2 separate regions of the Homo sapiens genome follow, and region 2 is linked to region 1. Evidence: chromatin contacts called from ENCODE Hi-C or POLR2A ChIA-PET data. All regions are on one chromosome and are shown on one strand. Each heading gives the region's core, a stretch centred on a gene start or an enhancer-like site at or near the end of the contact. The rest is flanking DNA. Distances are from core to core; before and after follow the strand shown.

What was found. A loop is a pair of places that touch in the nucleus more often than their neighbours do. ChIA-PET counts read pairs that join two places held with the same protein, here RNA polymerase II (POLR2A). Pooled maps may share reads with other maps.
Region 2: a pooled map shows a loop between it and region 1 (2.7-fold over the local background). The contact joins the promoter of BCL2L10 here to the promoter of TMOD3 in region 1. A Hi-C loop is called at or near these places in 1 of 50 pooled maps. POLR2A ChIA-PET finds 5 or more read pairs at or near these places in 3 of 52 experiments (GM12878, H1 and WTC11).

What each region holds. Positions count from the first base shown.
Region 1 is chr15:51,827,837-51,831,866 of GRCh38, forward strand. TMOD3 (tropomodulin 3) reads left to right here and starts at 1,817. Exons shown (of 10, transcript NM_014547.5): 1 at 1,817-2,000. RefSeq lists silencers at 1,722-1,876, 2,097-2,376.
Region 2 is chr15:52,110,871-52,114,900 of GRCh38, forward strand. BCL2L10 (BCL2 like 10) reads right to left here and starts at 1,905. Exons shown (of 2, transcript NM_020396.4): 1 at 1,368-1,905. The coding sequence starts at 1,856. RefSeq lists a silencer at 1,752-1,911.

The DNA of each region.
Region 1 (4,030 bases), core at 567-3,066:
CCTGGGTGACAGAATGAGATTGTCTCAAAAAAAAAAAAATTGATGAGATTTAGGAGACACATCAGTCTGATCAGCAGTGGAAATCACATTAGAATTTGACTCAAGAGAACTGTGTCTCATCTCTGGATCTCCAATTACTGGCTCTGGGACCTTATACAAATTACTTAACTTTTCTGAGTCTTCATTTTCTTATCTATAGAAATGGAGGATACCAGTTTATTCTTTATAGAGTTTTGAGGACTAGATTAGTTTTGAGGATTAGATGAGATATTACAAATGAAGTGCTGGCCCAGTGGTTGGTATGTATTATAAGTATAAACATTCTTATGAACCTGAATTCTGTAGGAAATTGCTCTCAGAAAGCTGTTATCTCCAAGAGATTGACCCAAAGATGGTATAGAAAATAAAATGCAATGGCCACAAGATTGAGTGTTGACTGTCCTCTAAGTATTTGCAATTGAGAAGGGTTTTTTCCTGGCCAAGCACGGTGGCTCACGCCTGTAATCCCAGCACTTTGGGAGGCCAAGGTGGGCAGATCATGAGGTCAAGAGTTCAAGACCAGAATGGCCAACATGGTGAAAACCCATCTCTACTAGGACTACAAAAATTAGCTGGGTGTGGTGGCACGTGCCTGTAATCCCAGCTACTTGGGAGGCTGAGACAAGAGAATCACTTAAACCTGGGAGGCAGAGGTTGCAGTGAGCCGAGATCACACCACTGCACTTTAGCCTGGGCGGCAGAACAAGACTCTGTCTTGGAAAAAAAAAAAGAAGGGTTTTTTTCCCTTAAAAACCTAAACCATCAGTGATCTCCATTGCTGAAATTAGTGGGTGCCAGTTGCATGAAATTCCAGGATGTTTATCTAACCTAGGGTCCTCCCTCCTCTGAGGGGAAGAAGTAGATGCCAGGAGAGGTTTAAACCATGAAGTGGCTCGCACACTGGGTGTAGCTGGAATGTACCTCAAGCAGGCACGTCAGTCCACTTCTTTGGCTGCATTTTTGAAAGGTGTGTCAAAGTTTAGCATTATTCCTGGGGATGGTCTACTCCTGAAGAGCAGGCCAGGAAAATTCCCAGTAAGTGACTAAATGAATAAATGGAAAAATGTCGCAGTTCCCTCTCCTCAGAGCCTCGCACAAAAGGTAGCCATTACATAGGCCACTGTCAAACAGTCCTCTGAGAGATTCCCACACTCTTCCTCTTCCCTCTAGACTACCCATCTGCCCCAATCCCCCCCTTGAGCAGCCTATTCTGTTTTTTCTCCCACTACAGCAGCCAGCCCCACCGCCTGGTGTAGAGCTTGAAGATGGAAAGGGAAGATAGGATGGGCAGAAACTGCCCTGCAATAGCTACATCATCCCCGAAACGCATACCTAAGAAAACCACTAAGGTCACCACACCCTGGAGGTGACATTCGCATGATTTATGCCTCTCTTGGGCTTTAGATTTTATTCCTTTACTTTTCTATAACTCTGTCATGACCAGTTTAAAGGCCCCAATGTCATGTCCTCGCATTAACAACCAAGGCTACAATGCAAGCCCTGCCATGTGCGCTTCTTTACAAAAGGTCAAAGTAAAAAGGAAATCTATACCAAAGAGCCTCTAGATACTATTTCCAGCTTCGGGGAAGTCCATAGTAGGTACTTCCACGGGTAGAGAACATTATCTTAGACTGGGATAAGGGTTGGTATTCGCAGTCCCCTTCCTACGTTCTGCCCATTGTAAAGACCAGGGTCAGCGTTGAGCCTCGCCCTTCTTGCTAGAACTACAACTCCCAGGATGCCCCGCGGCACGGGAGTGCGCACGCGCGTCGGAGGCGAAGGAGGAACCCACCGCACCTACAGGGCGGTCGAGTGAGGGAGCTGCTGGCGGGTGGGTCTGGCAACTCTTTGGGAGGCCGACGCGGGCGGACCGGCGGGTGCTGGGAACCGAGCCTCGGCTTGCGGCCGGCAGTTTCCGTGGGTCTGTGAAGAGGTCGGCGGCCCCTGCGGGCGCCAGTCAGGTAAGCCCAGCCCGGTGCTTTCCAGGAAGTCCGTCTGCGGGCGCGGGTAGGGAGTCGCACCGGCCATGGTGGCTGAGGAGGGAGAGGTTGCTGCCCGCCGGCCGCCCGACTCCAGGCTCCTTCCCGACGGGTCCGTCTCGGGGAGCAGGGGTGCGCGGGGGCTGCTTCTGCGCGAACGGCCCGGGCGGGGGACGTGGGGCGCGCTGGGCGTCGCCCGCCGGTCTAGGCGCGCGAACCTGGCGTTCCCAGTGAATCACCCGCGGCCCGGGCGCCCGGGTTCGGGACCGGCCCCCTCCCCTCCCGCTGAGCCGCGGCCGAGCTGGCTCCCTGCACCCTACCCAGCGTCGCCGGGACGCGATCACACCGAGATGGCACCGAGCCTCCTTCAAAGGCTTCGGCTTGTTGAAAGTGGGGCGGCGGAGTGGGGGAGCCAAAACTTAGGGCACACCCTTTTTGTGATTGAAATGTGGCTGCCCTTGCATTCACCGGTTTGATCTGTCTGCTCTTAGAATTAAGTTCCTAGCTCCCAGGCAGCACAGCTGGATCCGGCTGGGAAGTTTGTGTGTTAGTTTGTTTTGAGGACGTGACTGTGTCGTTATATTTTTGCTTGCGGGGGATGGTGTGTTTCCTCCGCAAGCCTGCATTCTGATTACAAACAGAAATGGGAAACAGCCACAGTTTCTTTTTTTCTTTTTAATGTTTAGTTAAGAATCGCATTTCCAACTTGCCCTTGGCCTCTGTTAAAACCAAAAGTCATCTGGCAATGAACACTGCAGTAAAACTTACCCCAGGAGGCCATACTTCAACAGGAAATAAGCCTGTGGAGATTTAAGTTAGTTATGTGCAGCCTCCCTTGGTTTGTAACATTTTCATGCAGCTCATGTCTCCTCTCCTTTTCTGAGAAACCTTCAGATTAATTTTTTTGGCAGATTAAATTGATTAATTGGCCCGTCAAAAATATATTAGGCTTGGAAAAATAGCTTTGCCAAGTCTCATTTACTCTTGCTAGTTTCTTCTTCCTAGGCACCTTTTCACCTTTAAGAGTCAGCAATCATAATAGTTACAGTCCCCTTTCTTACACATTCCTACGAAAGGAACAAAACGAATTAAAATGTCCCAATATATTTTAATTCTTTGAGCTTTCTTTGCTTTTGCAACTCTCAGAAATTGTAGTTTGCTGATCTTTAAAATTAGGTTGTTGGACCAGATGACCCCCAAGATTATTCTGCCCCTAAATATCTCTCGTTTTTAAAAGTTCATTTATTTTGCTCATTCAGGAAACACTGGCGATATGCATTCCAAGTCCTATGATAGACATGAGAAAGAGCAAACATGAGTTCTTGAGAATGCTGTAGACCTACTGCTCAATTTTATTTAATCATATTTTTTATGATTAATTCCTAAATTTTGTGGTATATCCAATATGCCAACCTACATTGTAATTAATAACTTCATCTGAAATTAAATAGGTACAGGTCAAATCCCATTCAAAGATTTTTCGTGTCTTAATTACTGGCCCATTGAAACAAAACAGGTTTGGTACAACAGAAAGGCCCTGAATGGTGGAGGGCAGTCTTTTCAAACACTTTAGCATGCATAATTCATTCAGGATATTCTAGGTTTGAAGTAGAGTCCAAAGTCTGTATGTCTGATGGGTGATGCTGTCAGAGACCATACTTTGAATGTCAAGTGTGGGGAGGTAATTTTAGAGGTATTTTCAGGTGTTTTTAATAGCAATTTAAATACTGGTACTGATAACTGATATTAGATACATAATTGATGGCTTTTTCAACTCTCAGTTTTTTAAAATACTGTAGTCCTATGAACTCTAACAAGAACAATTGTCATCATAAGTTTTTCTCCTTCTTTCCTTTTCCTTTCTCTTTGCTAGTTTTTCTTTTTTCTCTTTGCTTTTTTTTTCTCTCCTCCTCTTCCTTCCTTAATTGTTTTCATTCACATTAATTTGGCAATTCATGAATTCAAGTATGTGTCTTGCCCCATTCTGTATTCTGTACAAAGCAATGTTTCAG
Region 2 (4,030 bases), core at 655-3,154, 280 kb after region 1:
GCCGTATTGAGACAGGGCTCAGGTGAGGCTCTTAGGCACGCAGCTGAAGGGAGTTCACCGGCCCAGAGGGTTGAAGACCAACACTAACATTATGAACAAGGCAGGAGTTCCTGCTAACACACCTCCCACTCCCTTTCCCTTCTCAGATAGAACCCAACTTGTCACTATAGAAAGTCTAAATGGGGGCCAGGTGAGGTGGCTCACGTCTGTAATCCCAGAACTTTGGGAGGCTGAGGTAGACAGATCACGAGATCAAGAGATCGAGATCTTGGCCAACATGGTGAAAGCCCATCTCTACTGAAAACACACACACACACACACACACACACACACACACACACACACACAGTTAGCCAGGCTTGGTGGGGCGCGCCTGTAGTCCCAGCTACTCCGGAGGCTGAGACAGGAGAATCCTTGAACCCGGGAGGCAGAGGTTGCAGTGAGCTGGGATCCACCACCGCACTCCAGCCTGGCCACAGAGCGAGACTCCGCCTCAAAGAAAAAAAGAAAAAGGTCTAAATGGAAACTGCCCCCAGGAGGCTACATTTCGGATCAAAAAACTTGCTGGTTTTAATAGTTTGGCTATAGGTATCCGATAACATGGGCCACTTCAGTCATTGAATCAACGCCAATAAGGTGGTGGGGAAAGAAATGGGGTCTAGCTCAGAGCCCCCAGAGGCATGCAGTGGGCTCATCACCAGGTGGCTTTCCTTGATCATCAGCTGCAGGGCAAGGGCCTGTCCCTCTAACCTTGACCACAGAGATGAAGGCTTGCAGCTGAAAGCCAGGGGCCTAGAACGTTCTCACCGAGGACTGGGTGCAGAGGACTAGAAATTAAGGAACCTTGGGTCAGCGCCACCACTGGGCGACCACCACACTCCACAACCTCTCTGGCCAGGCTGAGAGGCGTAGGGGGTTGTGATCAATGGGTCTGAGTCTCTCCAAAGGCGCATTTAATAGGCGAAGGAGAAAAACACCCCACCTGGCTGGGGCCCCGCCATTGCTGACTTCATTGGTTGGGGATTTCTATAGGAGCAAAACGTTCAGACCTAACGTGGGTGCCCCCCTAAAAGTCCCCGACGGCTAAGGCCAGGGCAAGGTCCAAGTGAGCAGACCTAAGCCTGCGCAGCTGCTTCGGAACGGTTCACGGCCGTCTAAGAAGGCCGATTTCTGCCGGCCTTTCTGCCAGGGGAGGAGAAACCCCAGACTTCACAGCGAACGTTCCAGGCCCGCTGAAACGAGCCTTTCTGCTTTCACGAAACCTCGTTCCAGGGGCCTGGCGCGGTGGGTTCCTCACCGTGCCAGCCTCGTGGGCGCTTCCCGGCTGCCCGTCCCGCCCCGTGTCCCGGTGTCCGCCGCGTGCTCACCCAGCCGCCCTGAGCCTGCAGCCAGGCGCGGTGCTGCCCCATGAGCCGCGAGCTCAGCAAGGCCACCAGGCGCTGGCAGTCCCGGGCGACGTCGCCCTCCTGCTCCTTTAGCCGCGGCTGGAAGCCCCACTTCTTCCACCGGGCGGTCACCAGCGGCCCTCTCTCCAGCAGCGTCCCTGCGAAGGTCACGAGCGTCACCACTCTGCCCCAGGTGGGGCCGGGGCTGTCGGAGAGCACGGAATCCGCCATCAGCGCCACCAGCTCGAAGCGGTTCCCGGGGTAGCCGAGGTAGGCGGAGAAAAAGGACCGGTGAATCTGCCGTAACCTGGCGGCCGCGGAGCGCAGCACGGCGGCCTCGGGCGTGGATGGCGCCGGCTCGGGGGTGCCGGGTTCCCGGGCGCAGTACCCCAGGTAGTCGGCCAGCAACAGCTCGGTGCGCTCCCGCAGCGGGTCGGCCATGGTGGTGCGCTCCCGCAACTGGTCAACCATGGTCCGGCCTCTGCTGGGGGGCCGGGCCTTCGCTGGTTTTCTTGGCCCGGCCGCGCCTCCCCCAGGGTAGGGCTGCCGTGCCCCGCCCCGGCCCCCGGCCCCCGGCCCCCGGTATATTGTTTTTCAGGACTGAGAGAAGAGCCTTTGATGGGAATCCCACCTGCACCTGTTCCAGTCCCCAAGGCAAGGCCTGGTGGTGCGCACGTGTTCGCGTAGCAATCAGATGCACTGTGAGACTCGGGTTATTTAGCTCCAGTGGCGCGATCTTGGTTCACTGCAAGCTCCGCCTCCCAGGTTCACACCGTTCTCCTGCCTCAGCCTCCCGAGTAGCTGGGACTACAGGCGCCCGCCACCATACCTGGCTAATTTTTTTGGATTGTTTAGTGGAAACGGGGTTTCACCGTGTTAGCCGGGATGGTCTCGATCTCCTGACCTCGTGATCCGCCCGCCTCTGCCTCCCAAAGTGCTGGGATTATAGGCGTGAGCCACCGCGCCCGGCCATCTAATATTTATATTAAACTTTCTCAGTTCATATTACTCCGTGGCTTCTTTCTCCTGATTGGATCCAGACTGATGCAGAATGGATACTAGCAGTGGTATTTCTGGGGGTTCAGGGGTCTGGAGCATGTTGAAATAGCCCTCCCAGGGTGAAAGATGAGTTGCTGCATCTTGCATCACTACAAAAGAGGCACGGCACTTGGCAGCTGTCTTAGTCTGTCCAGGCGGCTATAGCAGAATGCCATAGACTGGGTGACTTATAAATAAAGGCATTTATTTCTCACAGTTTTGTTGGCTAAAAAGTCCAAGGTTGAGGCCCTGGCAGGTTCTGTGTCTTGTAAGGACCTGCTTCCTGGTTCATAGACAACAGGCTTCTTGCTGTGTCCTCACATTGCAGTAGGTGTGGAGTAGCTTTCCGGGGTCTCTTTTATAAGGACAATAATCTCATTCGTGAGGGCTCCACCTTTGTGATCTAATACCTCCCAAAGGCCCCATCTCTGAATACCATCACACTGGGGGTTAGGATTTCAACATATGAATTTTGGGGGACACAGCCTGGAACAGTAAGCCATTTTGGACTTTGAAGGCAACATATACTGTGTTTGTGCTATTTCAACCCAATTGACAGGCTGGTGGATTGAGGAGCAGAATAAGAGAAGACTCTGCAGAAGGTTCAGGCTGCAGTAAAGCTGCCCTACCACTTGGGTCTTGTGATCCAACAGATCCAGTGGGACTTTGTCCAACAGGGATGCTGTATGGAGCCTCTGGCAAGCACTGACAGGAGAGAGTACAGACCTCTAGAATTCTAAAGTAAATCTAGAACCTCTTCTGAAGATAACTACTCTCCTTCTGAGAAGCAGGTTCTGCCTTGCTACTAGGCCTTGATAGAGGCAGAATGCCTGACCATGAAGCTTGAGCTCCCATCATGAACTGGATGTCATCTGACCTACGTAGCCATAAAATTGGATGTATACAGCAGCCACCTATCATCAAATGGAAATGGTGTATTAGAAACAGCCCAGGCAGGTTCAGAAGGTATAAGTAAATTGTATGAGCAGGCGGCTCAGACTCTTCCAACATCAACTCCTGTTGCTTTGCCTCCTCTCCCTCATTCTACAACTATGGCTTCTTGGGATGCTGCCTATGTCCAGTTGACTGAGGGAGAAAAACCTCCAGCCTGGATTATAGATGGGTCTGTATGATGTGCTGGTACCACATGAAAGAGAACAGCTGCAGTATTCACTCACACTCACTCAGGGGTGACTGTGAAGGGCAGTGGTGAAGGAGAATCCTTCCAGTGAGCAGAAACTCAAGGCTGTCCACTATGTCTGGAGTGAGAGATGGCCAGAATACAGACCTAAATTGATTCATGGACAGTCGCTGATGGTTTAGCTGGATGGTCAGGGCCTTAAAAAGAACAGGACTGGAAGATTGGTGACAAGAAAATCTTGGAAAGAGATATGTGGCTGAATCCCTCCGAATGGGCAGACTGAAGATATCTGCATCTCACCTGAATGCCCACCAAAGGGCATCCACTGCAGAGAAGACCCTGAATCAGATGGACAGAATTACATGCTCTGTGGCTGTCAGCCAGCCTCTCTATGCAGCTGCTGTGGTGTCTGCTCAACGGGCCGATGAACAAAGAGCTCTTGGCAGCAGGGACAGAGGATATGTAT